2 separate regions of the Homo sapiens genome follow, and region 2 is linked to region 1. The links are chromatin contacts, found by POLR2A ChIA-PET in ENCODE. All regions are on one chromosome and are shown on one strand. The core of a region is the stretch at or near the end of the contact, and the rest is flanking DNA. Distances in the headings are between cores, read along the strand shown. Region 1 overlaps ACSL5 (acyl-CoA synthetase long chain family member 5). Region 2 overlaps VTI1A (vesicle transport through interaction with t-SNAREs 1A).

Region 1 (5,855 bases), core at 2,675-5,174:
ATTCTCATGCCTCAGCCTCCCAAGTAGCTGGGATTACAGGTGTGTGCCTGGCTAATTTTTGTATTTTTAGTAGAGACAGGATTTCGCCATGTTGTCCAGGCTGGTCTTGAGCTCCTGGTCTCAAGTGATCCACCTGCCTCAAGCCTCCCAAAGTGCTGGGATTACAGGCATGAACCACCGCGCCTGGTGGATGAGTTTTAATTAGGGAGGCGTAGCGTAGTCTCAGTGGGAAGGTAACACTTGATGTGTACTGTTTAATCTGAAATATGCACACTTACAAAAAAAAAGAATAAAATGAACAGCTCCATATAATCCCACCTCCAACACAGGCAGCTAATTTAGAAAGTTCTACCACCTTGGTTGGTGGCATTTCATGTGAATGCACCTAAGTGTACACCTCAGCTTTGTTTCTACAAGTGTGGCTCTCCCGCTACCAAAACTACATTTGACACACAGCCTCTTCCAAGCCCTCATGTTGTGTAAAATGCTTCTCAGCCACTGAGTAATCCAGCTGGACAGCAGCTCTGTGGGTGGAAACCTTTTTCATCCATTTCTCTAACCGATAAGAAACCAGAGCAAAGGTGAAGGCTGAGTCACAGGGCCGAGGGGCCCTGAAACTGTGTCTTTCAATATTCATTCCAAGTAGCTAAGAAGGAAGGATGGCCTGAGATCCTGACCTACAGCCTGCTGATAACTTCCCAGCCATTCACCAGTTGCTCAAGCCATTGTCTTATAATAGCCATGGCCCCAGGCAGATGGGAAGGGCCTTATTTTATTTATTTATATATTTATTTTGGGACAGAGTCTCGCTTTGTTGCTCAGGCTGGAATGCAGTGGCGCTATCGCAGCCCCATCCTAACATGCTCAGCTCACTGCAGTGTTAACTTCCCAGGCTTAAGTGATCCTCCCACCTCAGCCTTACAAGTATCTGAGACTACAGGTGTGCACAACCACACTCGGCTTTTGTTTTTTGTTTTTTGTTTTTAAGTTTTTTGTAGAGATGGGGTCTCCCTAAGTTGCCCAGCCTGGGCTTGAACTCCTGGGCTGAAGCGATCCACCTGCCTCAGCCTCCTAAAGTTCTGGGATTACAGGCATGAGCCATGGCACCCAGTGGGGAAGGTCCTTCTTATCATCTCCGCCGAGAGGTGGTGGACAGAGCAGGGAGACAGCATTACCAAAGGGAGCCCTGTTAAAACACCAGGTGGTAGCTAAGTAGTAGTTTCCACACCATGGAAAGATTCAATTCGATTGCTTACGTAATTTTTTAAAAGATAAGTGATAATAACCTCTCATATCTCTCTTCCAAGCCCAATTGCTAGACAGCATCTAACAGTCCCAATGTGTAAGACAGCTGGCAGAGAAAGGGTTAAGAGTCTAGGCTTCAGACAGGTGTCCTGGGCCACAGGCAAGCATACCATAAATAAATCATTAGGGCGTTCGATGCAGCTCCACTGGTAAAATCTTTGCTGCTGAATTGCACAGGAAAAGCTACAGGAGCCAGAGCTCAGAAGAGATAGAAGAGGTGGAGCAGAATAAGCCCTTTCCTCGGGTTTGGGTCCCAGTGAGGCTTCCTGGGACTCATGGATCTGTGTGTCAATAGGCCTCCCAGTGCTGTGAGCACTCATGCACATAGTGACCATCCTCACCTGTGGATTCCACTGCACCTAGCATGGCACCTGAGACACAGTGGGAAGCTGCTGTTACCAAGCCACCTTCACCTTTTACTCACCATTGGCACAATTTGAGAGAAAGGCAACTAGCGAGGAGAGTCTGCTGAAGGAAAGTTTGCAGTGTTCAATCCCACAAGGAACAGAACATGCTTCTATGCACACAGCAGGACAGGGTCGGCGGAGTCTTCCTCAGGAATGCCACAGCCAGGGGCTTCATGCCATGAGAAGGGCAACGCTAAGCAGTCCGACCTAAGTGAGGGCGGGTTCCCTCATAATGTATCCATTTGGGTATTCAAGCACCTACTGTGTGCCAGGCAGTGTGTTTAGCACAGGAAAGCATGCTCAGAACTTCTGGTCCAGTAGAAGATAAAGCCAATTCCCCAGGCAGCCATGATGCTTTTGAGACCAGTGCTCTATGGGATGCACCTCAGCTTTGGCAGCACCTGGTGGGCTGGAGAAGTGTCTGTGTGGCAAGGGATACATTTACTCTCTGCACTTTTAACTTATTTACACATTTACTTTTTATTTTTTTTGAGACGGAGTCAAGCGATTCTTTTGTCTCAGCCTCCTGAGTAGCTGGGACTACAGGCACGTGCCACCACGCCCAGCTAATTTTTGTATTTTTGGTAGAGACTAGGTTTCACCATATTGGCCAGTCTGGTCTCAAACTCCTGACCTCGTGATCCACCCACCTCGACCTCCCAAAGTGCTGGGATTACAGGTGTGAGCCACCGCACCCGGCCTCTTTTTTTTTTTTTTTTTTTGAGACAGTCTCACTCTGTCACCCAGGCTGGAGTGCAGTGGTACGATCTTGGCTCACTGCAACCTCCGCCTCCAGGGCTCAAGCGATTCTCCTGCCTCAGCCTCCCGAGTAGCTGGGATTACAACAAGCATGCATCATCACATCCGGCTAATTTTTGTATTTTTAGTAGAGGGGGTTTCACCATGTTGGCCAGGCTGGTCTCGAACTCTGACTTCAAGTGATCTACCTGCCTTGGCCTCCCAAAGTGCTGGGATTACAAGTGTGAGCCACTGTACCCAGCCTATACGTTTATTTTCAGTAAAGTAAACAAAAACTGTGGACCTGTGTGTTCAGCACTGTGCCATGTGCTGAGGGATGAACACTTGGCCGATATAGTTCCTGCCATCTGGGTACTTATGGGTCTATCTAGTCCTAGAAACTCTTACAGAATGCTTCAGTGTGTGCAGTGAGCTCATGGTTTTGAAGGAGGAAGAGGTCAGTGCAGACTGGAGCACATTAAGACGGCTGTATGGAACACTAGAACCTCAAAGATGTGTGATCCTTGACCCCCTGGCTTTATTGCCAATTGTCTCTTTCCAGGGGCAAGGATGATGATCTGGCCAGACATGATGGCCCATCCCTGTAATCTCTGCACTTTGGGAGGCTGAGGCTGGAGGATCGTTTGAGGCCAGGAGTTTGAGACCAGCCTGAGCAACATAGTGGGACCCCATCTTTACAAAAATAAAAAATTTAGTTGGGCATGCCTGTAGTCCCAGGTACTCAGGAGAATGAGGTAGGAGGATTGTTGAGCCTGGGAGGTTGAGGTTGTAGTGATCCATGATCCCGCCACTGCACTCCAGCCTGGGAGCCTGGATGTGCAGAGTGACAAGAGTGTGACCCTGTCTTAAGAAACAAAACAAAAAAGGATGACAATTCTACCAATCAAGCTGATGTCTAGTAAGATCTCAACTATGATTCCAACCAGTGGGCCTGCCACCAAACCATCTTTCTCAACTGTTGTCTGTGTCTCTCTATCTACTTTCTTCACGGAGAGACCAATCATCTCATTAGGTTGGATGGAGCCAAATGGAAGTGGAGAAGGGGAATGGCCAGATGTGCTAGAGGCACTAAAGTGGGACAAGTGGGACATTTAGGGGAGGGAAATGGTGAAGAGGTATTTCTGCTGGAGGTGGAGGGTCCATCTTTAGTTAAAAGGTTGGGGGGCGGGGGGTGGCAGGGGGAAGAAAAAGTCTCCAAGGATGAATGAGATGGTGTGTGGGGCCCAGTGTAGACACTGCACCTCTGGAGCCATTGCCTTCACATACTCCAGAGAGCCTGGGTGGGGCCAGACATTGGCCAGTTGAGCTGAGTAGCATTTATCAGGAGATCTCATGTTAAGTCAAATACCAAGAGCCTCTTAAGTCAGTCCATTAAGATAGCATAGGATAGTTGAGTCACCCACAGGATGTGACCCCAGAAGTGACAAATCCCACAGGAGCTCAGGTCGATAGAGTCAACCTTGATCCACCACTGGGCTTCAAGTGAGTCACAGTCCAAATCCCGACCCCGGGACAACTTGTGTCAGTAACACCCCCAAAGGGCATCCCAGGCCTGCTGCTGACCAAGTATATTATGACAGAACTGGGGTAAGAAGAAGCAGTGTCAGAAGTCCACTGGATCTGATAAGGGGGTCTGTAAAAAGATAGGCCGGACAAAGTGCTAGGACCCTGTCACCTGTGCCAGGGTGAGGCAAGAGGTTGGGAAAGCAGACTTCTTGCCTTAGTTTTCTGCAGAATCAGCCCTTGCACTGCCTGTCCCAACCAGTGGTCAAGGGTCAACAGTTTCAAAGTGCAGGCAACAAGCTTTCTTGTCAACGGTGTCATTGCCAGGGGCAAACTTTCAAGGTCGTGCCCTTCCAGGTACCAGAGCAACAGCTCCTCACTTACTACATGTGTAGCCCTGGGGACAGTTACTTAGAGTCACTGAGCATCAGTTCCCCGCCACTGTACACAGAAGGAGCAGGTGAAAATCGCTACTTAAAGGAGATGCTGTGTGTAGAACAGTTGGTATGCTGTCAGGCACATGGGAAGTCCTCAATCAAATCTAGCTCCCCTTTCCTTCCCTTTTCCTCAGTTTTCACATCCTTGCCAATATCAGATGTTCTATTACGAGATGTCCCAAAAGAAAAGAGATGACCACGGTCTTGAACGATTACTGCCCCTCCACTTCTGTGCAAAGGTTTTAACAAGCCCTCATCTCTTTTTTTTTTTTTTCTTTTTTTTGAGATGGAGTTTCACTCTTGTCACCCAGGCTGGAGTGCAGTGGCGAGATCTCAGCTCACTGCAACCTCCGCCTCCTGGGTTCAAGCGATTCTCCTGCCTCAGCCTCCCGAGTAGCTGGGATTACAGGCAGCTGCCACCACGCCCAGCTAGCTTTTGTATTTTTAGCAGAGATGGGGTTTCACCATGTTGGCCAGGCTGGTCTCAAACTCCTGATTTCAAGTGATCTGCCTGCCTCGGCCTCCCAAAGTGTTGGGATTACTGGCATGAGCCACTGCGCCCGGCCAACAAGCCCTCATTTCTATTTAAACAGAGCACTTCTAGTTGTAGGGAACCATGGCCTGTCTCTGACCTAGCTTTACCCCAGACCTCAAATCCTCAACTTGAGCCACTCGCAACCTCACAACTCTTAGAATAGAATGGCCCATGAAGACTGGGAGATCCACCAGCTTCCCCAAAGAAGGCTAATAGTGTGGCCTGACCACAGCATTGCACGGGCTGTCTGACCTTCCAAACTCCAGATCTCATGTATTTATTCAAACAATGAGTTGAGAACCTAGGAAGTGTCAGGCCCTGCGCCAGGGAGGACAAGTTGGTGAGAGAGTCCCTTTCCGACCTCAGGATGTACAGACATAGAGGGGAGAAATAGACCCAGATGCATTTCCAGCAGAATGTGATAAGCAGTGATGGCTGGACTCATGGCTGCTGGGGTTACGTCACCCTTGCTTGATGCTGCCAGGCACAAGAGTCACCTCTGACTGCACTCCAGCTGAGGGTCTGCTCATCTGCTGAGGAGGCATATGAGAGACAGACAGGAGCAGACACTGTATTCCTGGTTTCTAAGAAGCTGGCAAATCCTATAGGCCAGGTGCAGTGGCTCACACCTGTAATCCCAGCACTTTGGGAGGCCTAGGCAGGCAGATAACTTGAGGTCAGGAGTTTGAGACCAGCCTGGCCAATATGGTGAAACCCTGTCTCTACTAAAAGTACAAAAATTATTTGGGCATGGTGGTGCATGCCTGTAATCCCAGCTACTCAGGAGGCTGAGGCAGGAGAATTGCTTGAACTGGGGAGGCAGAGGTTGCAGTGAGCCAAGATGTTGCCACTGCACTCAAGCCTGGGAGTCTAGGTGACAGAGTGAGGCTCCTCCAAAAAAAAAAAAAA
Region 2 (6,193 bases), core at 3,377-5,876, 280 kb before region 1:
AATATGTGAAAAAACTGTATCAATTGTACTTACTCTTTCACGTGCTCGCTGTATCTTTTCTCTGTCATGACTAAGGTTTTCCAACATCTCCTGACCAATTTGCTCTACGGAAAAGAAAATTTGAGTGAGGAAAAATGACTTGGAGTGCATATGAGAGTAAATCTCAGAAATACTAAAATGGCATAAAATGTTAAAGTTGCATGCATGCATTATACATCAGACACATATTTCAATTCATGTATTTGAAAAATATAAACAGTATTTGATAAATTTATCTATTTATCTTAGGCATAATTAGATATTTGACCTATAGAACATAACCAACATGAAAATAATGATTTAGAGATGATGTCTTGTCCAGGCCACTCCAGCAAATATCAGCAAAGGTGGAGAAGATCTGAGGTCCATTAGTCTATTTTGTCATCATGGAATTTAGCTGTTGGTTTTTACAGGTTACTAGTAATGTTAATGATTCTGCTCTCCCTTTCCCCTTTCATTTTGCATATGTATGTCAGACTCCATTTAGAACAATTTTAATTTTAGTGTATTCACCCTGCATAAGTAATCCTCATATGCTCACCTACTGTAGCTTATTGGTAGTGAACTATCTCTAGGCTTTTGCTCTCTTCAAGGCAAGGGCTCATTTAACGTGTTACCAGTGGCTGTAGGTACTTGAGTCAACTCAAGGTGAGGTGCATTTCTTCTCAAGTAGTTGAAGAGAGCTCATGCTGGAGACAGTGTTTTCACCCCAGAACTTTGAAACCCTTATACTGTTATAGGCAATTTAGAACATTCTTTAAAAAGTCACATTGCTGAGTTCTAATGAGGTTTTCTCTTGCCATGATCATCTTATTTGGTTGACACTAGGCAGTCTCTTCTCCAGCCGTAGACCCTTTTAGAAGACAGTAGGTATGGCTTGACATCATAAATAACCAGCTGCCTTGAATAAATCGTTTTCAGACTCATTCCCCATTACCTGGGAGGTGCCTTACTCCATACTAGAAGGATGCCTCTCTTATAATCTTGGCAATATCTGACTACCTTGTTCTACATCTCTCTCTCCTTTTCCCTCTTGCATTGTCTCTTTACTCATACCTATAACAACAATCATCTCTGGCTTATAAACATATAAGCATTCAAACAAGCATCTATTATAATAATAACAAGTAATTTAATGATGTTAGTAAGAAGTCACCATGGTAGTTATTTGGCTCATATATGCACACTGCTAGACTTTTTTTTTTAAAGGACACCCTAAAAATATAGAGCAGTAGTTAGGCCACATTGAGAGCTTTGGCTGTGAACTCACACTGCCTGACCCAAAATCCCAGTGCTGGCCCTTACTAGCTGTGTGGCTAACTTCACTGTGCCTCAGTTTATCCATAAATGGGTACAATAATAATAATAGTACTATATCATGAGATTGTTGTAAGAGTTCAATAAGGTAATTCAGTTACAATATTTAGCACAGTGACTAGCCTACAACAATAATAAGCATTTATTGAATGATAATTGATTGATATAAGAACATCACTGGACTACTATGATTTTGCCACTCTCCTATCTTAGTCTTGTTGTAGCCCATTTGAGCTAAAATCTTATTCACAGGATAAAATATCTGTCCTGCCTTTCTCACCAAGTTGATGTTATGATCCAATGAGGTAGCCTAAGTAAAAATGTTGTGGAAGCTATAGGGTACCATATAAAGGCATGTCATGATACAGTATGTAAGATTCAGAGCATTCAACAAAGAATCATTGAATCCCCACTGTGTGCCAGGTACAGGTGCCAGGGATATGGCCAGGAATCAACATCAAGTGTTTGCACTCATGGAGCTTCCATGCCAGCACTGAGGAACAAGCAGTTAAAGAAGTGTTACAGAAGAGTTACAGACAAGTGTTAACAGAAGAATTTGTGTTTCAAAGCACATCAGAAAAAGCACTGCATATTCCTTTCATGGCAGAAAATCCAACTCATAGAAAACAGTTACATACACTATCATAAATATATTTTTGACAGCATACAAATTCTTAACATTCTTTCCCAGTATAGTAGCTCCTCTTAGACTTATTCCAGCTCTTTATTATTAACCCCATACAATTTATCCTTAAGGTAAAATTGGGTAAGATATGTGGCTCCTAGTGGAAGCATCACAGCAGTGGAAGATGATATCAATAATGGAGAAGGAGGAAACAACTGAAGTTGAATTTTTTTCTTTTCTTGCACAACAATATTCAAATTTGTCATACTGTTATTACTATTCCATTGGATTTCTTTTATCAACATAATATAGCAATTATAATTCATTTTTTCACTTAAAACTTTTAATATATATGAGCACCATGAACACTGCAATTATTTCAGCAAAATACTATTTATATCAGATTTTCTCCTGTTCAGATTGATGGTATTATAACATGTAATCTAAAATGAAGAGGAAATACGTTATTACTATTGTGTCTGTGGCCAGTATCATATCCCCTGTAAGTATCTGTGGAAAGAATGAAGAAATAAAAGAATTAAATAAAGTATGCATAAAGTTTGCGACCTATTCTTGCTCTTAAAGCCCATCCAGTGTAGCATTGGAGAAGTCAACATCAGAAAGCAGGTAATAGATTCATCCTTCTATCAGGTTCGCCGAGGGGAAAACTCTACTCTGAGTGGACCTACAGTCTGCTACTGAAGGAATCAACAAACAGGAAGTAAAGATTTGGGTCTTTTCAGGAGTTATAAACCACTCCCACAATCTCCTTGCCTCCCTAGACATAGCTCAGCATCCCAAGTACTAACTCCATCTAGCAAGAGAAGAGATATTGGCAAGAGCGTATGCATCCCGGTCGTAACACCCAAATGTCATGCACTGTTGGAAACACAATTCTTTTTTCATTTCTAACTTGCTATCTTCCATTTTAATGCTCTAATATAGAAAATTTCAGGCCAAATATATCACAATGATTACTATTACGGAATGAAAAAAAATTCATGTGAATAAACTTATGTGGGCTTTTTTTTTTTTTCCCCCACTGTGGGGCCCACTCTTCTAGTTGAACCAAAACAAAACAAGACAACAAATTAGAGGGGATTTTTTAAATATAGACTATCTTGGGTTTAGCGATTATTTCATTAAATAATTAGAAACATCGTTAGGTTTATTTTTCTTGAATAATTTAACTGAAGATGTAAGCATTCACCAAAAACACCATAATAGAAAGAACACAAGCTCAGAGGCCTAAGCCAATGGCAGATGTGATATTTAAATTTTCAGTTCTTTAACTTCCATAGGGCCTTAAGAATGGAACAGCCATACTGCTGCTCTTGAAATAATTTGAGAAATCATAAATTTTATAAATATTATACTTGTTGACTGCGAGGGTCTTCTTGAGATTAAGAAACAATGGGAAGCATAACAAGGCAATGAAAACTGATGGTGTATGCTGGAATTCTCTATGTCAGTATGAGCATGATAAACGAATTCCTGGAAGGAAGAGCTCCTTCCTCTACTTCTCTCCTTTCCACAGTGGTCCTGGGAATCATCCTGGGAGTAGAGCTCTCAAACACATAAAATGAATTTTCATTTTTACAGTTACCCAGAATCAATCATATCCTTGATCCATAGCCCCTTTTTATAGAGAAACACACGTGCAAAAGGGTTTTTGGCTAACATTTCCTTTACTTTTCAATCTTTTGGAAGATATACACAATAGCCATTGAATACTTTCCTGCCTCATAAAGAAATTGAGAAAGAATCAGGTAACTTCAAATCTAGCAAGATACTTCCTAAAGGACTGGCCTGACATCATGAAAATAAGATTTAGTTTGAAGAGCTTATATCACTGAAAGCATCATGTCTCTCCACTCATAAAATAATAATACCATCTGAACAACAGTATAAGTCTAACATAGGACTAACATGAACTCTTTTTTTTAAAAAAAATTTATAAGACCTGTATTTCGGAGGTGAGCAGATCAAAATATTCTCTATAAGAAGTTAGGACTGACTGAAGCTCACATCATGTTATAAACTGGCTGAAAGGGAACGAGCCTCAAATCTAATTCACCAGGAAATGTCCCATTTGATACATTCAAAACATTTTTAAAAATTAGTCATTTGGAATATGCAGGACACTCTCCAGAAGACAGTGATTATTCCTCAGCACACCTATATTTATTTTTCTTTTCATAAACTTTGTTAAGAATGTGGTATCCAGCGAATTATTTTAAAAAGTGAAAACAGCAAGTTGGGTCTTTAAAGAACTAAGAGAAGGTAAGGTTATCTTCTGGTACTTGAAAACTTCACCAACAATTTTAGTAGCAGATAAAAGACATTCACAGTTACACAACTATTGTTTGCATATAAGGACTTTTGTGAAGTGCAGGAGTTCTGCAAAAGAGCTATGCTGAAGCGTGTGTTTTCATATATGTATTGCAGAACACCAACCAGATGAAAAACCTTGAAGTAATATTTCCTAACAATTTGGAGCACTGAATTTTGGACATGACTTGGGAACTTCTGGCCACGGAGTCTAATGAAGGTAGAAAACGTGCTGCTTCAGGAAGCAGAGGGATTGACACACAGCTTTCTCAGGAGGGATCTGATCATGGAGTGGTTGGGTCAGTCACTCTTTGGCATTTAGCATAGCTTCCTGGGCACTGACTCAGCTATCATGCCCTGAATAGCTAGGTTATCCTCTGTATTGATGTTACTCAGGCATGAAGAGCCTTTTGAATTTCTGATATCTGGAAAAATATCACAATGGAAAAGAGAGTTCTTTCAACATCTTTCATTATTTGACAACCTAAGACATGTGAGGAACTTCTGCTTCCAGTTACGATGTAGAAAGATGCCACAGAAAGATGCAAATTACCATTCCCATGGAAACAAGAAAAACCCAGACAAAATAATTACTAAACTTTTCTGGAGGAAGTAAGTAGATGCAAAGAAGCTCTGATGAATTCTAGAGAGAAACAAGTACTTTGTGTAGGAGCAAACAGTTGTGGCAACTTTGATACCAACTTCGATATAGGGCAAGTACCTGCTCTGAGAATGAGCCTGCCATAGATAGGATTTATAGGGATGAGAGAAATCAGTCAAACATTAAATGATGATGTAGGCTTACAAAACAGAACGGAATCTAGATGAACTCTAAACACAAAAACAAATTGCTTGGTCTGATATTTCTCCCCAAATCTTCAAATTTGCCAAATAAGAGGGAATAAAGAAGGAGCTCGTCAGTAAAGAGAAATCACATATTCCCACACATTCTTGTGTGCTTATATTTTAAGACGCCGTCAGAGTTGAGTCTAAAGGTGAACCCAAAAATATCTGCAACTGCAGATCAACCAACTCCAGCTCAAACATTGACAATATGTTTTGTTTGTTTGTTTGTTTGTTTGTTTGTAAGAAGAAGCATAAACACAGGTTGGGAGTGCACTAATCACGGATGAATCCAATCTTATTACAGCTTCAGCTCAGCACCAACTCAACTTTTGGGAGAATCGGCTCCTTCTATTATCTAAATACAAGACAGTGTCAAATGTTTTCGGAAAAAAACAAACCCAGGATGTTATATTTCAGATTCCCTTGTTCTTTTTTATACAGTGTGTGGAATACTATAAAATTGTGACATGCAAAAAAACAGGAAAAAAGAATAATCAAGAGACAATACAGTCTATATGAGTATCCCAATAGATCCTAGTCACTACAGTTAGCACATAAAGATTTTAGAACTATTATAATTGTGTTAAAGAATTTATAGGAAAAGGTAAACATAATCGGTGAAAATACGAGTTTATCAAGAAACAAATGGAAATTCTAAAAAGAAACCAAATAAAATTGTAGAATAAAAATATAACATTTGAAATTAATTCACTAGGTATACCACATAGAATATCCTTCGCTATAGAATAAAGGATCACTGAACATGAACATAGTTAATAGAAATTATCCAAACTGAAGGAGGAAAAAAAGTTAAAAAAATGAACATAGCATCAATAACTTGTGAGGTTATAACAAGTGGTCTTACATACATGTTATTAGACTCCCAGAAAAAGAGATTATTAGAGACAAAAAAACGGTATGAATAAATATCTGAAGAACTAACAGTCAAACTTTTCCAATCTGTATTTTTGTAAAAAGCCGATCCACAGATCAAAGAAGTTTAACAACCTCTGAGCAAGAGAAATAAATAAAAAC

What was found. ChIA-PET counts read pairs that join two places held with the same protein, here RNA polymerase II (POLR2A).
Region 2: POLR2A ChIA-PET joins it to region 1 with 11 read pairs in activated T-cell. The contact joins two enhancer-like sites. POLR2A ChIA-PET finds 5 or more read pairs at or near these places in 2 of 52 experiments (Caco-2 and activated T-cell).

What each region holds. Positions count from the first base shown.
Region 1 is chr10:112,378,245-112,384,099 of GRCh38, reverse strand. The region is part of intron 1 of ACSL5 (acyl-CoA synthetase long chain family member 5); the gene reads right to left. Among named protein-coding and RNA genes, the nearest start is that of ACSL5, 7.1 kb to the right of the region's middle. Within about 2 kb of position 3,924, at least 3 of the 41 ENCODE cell types and tissues checked have a DNase peak (open chromatin) inside an H3K27ac peak, as active enhancers do.
Region 2 is chr10:112,662,129-112,668,321 of GRCh38, reverse strand. VTI1A (vesicle transport through interaction with t-SNAREs 1A) reads right to left here. Exons shown (of 8, transcript NM_145206.4): 6 at 34-104. Among named protein-coding and RNA genes, the nearest start is that of MIR4295, 31 kb to the right of the region's middle. Within about 2 kb of position 4,626, at least 3 of the 41 ENCODE cell types and tissues checked have a DNase peak (open chromatin) inside an H3K27ac peak, as active enhancers do.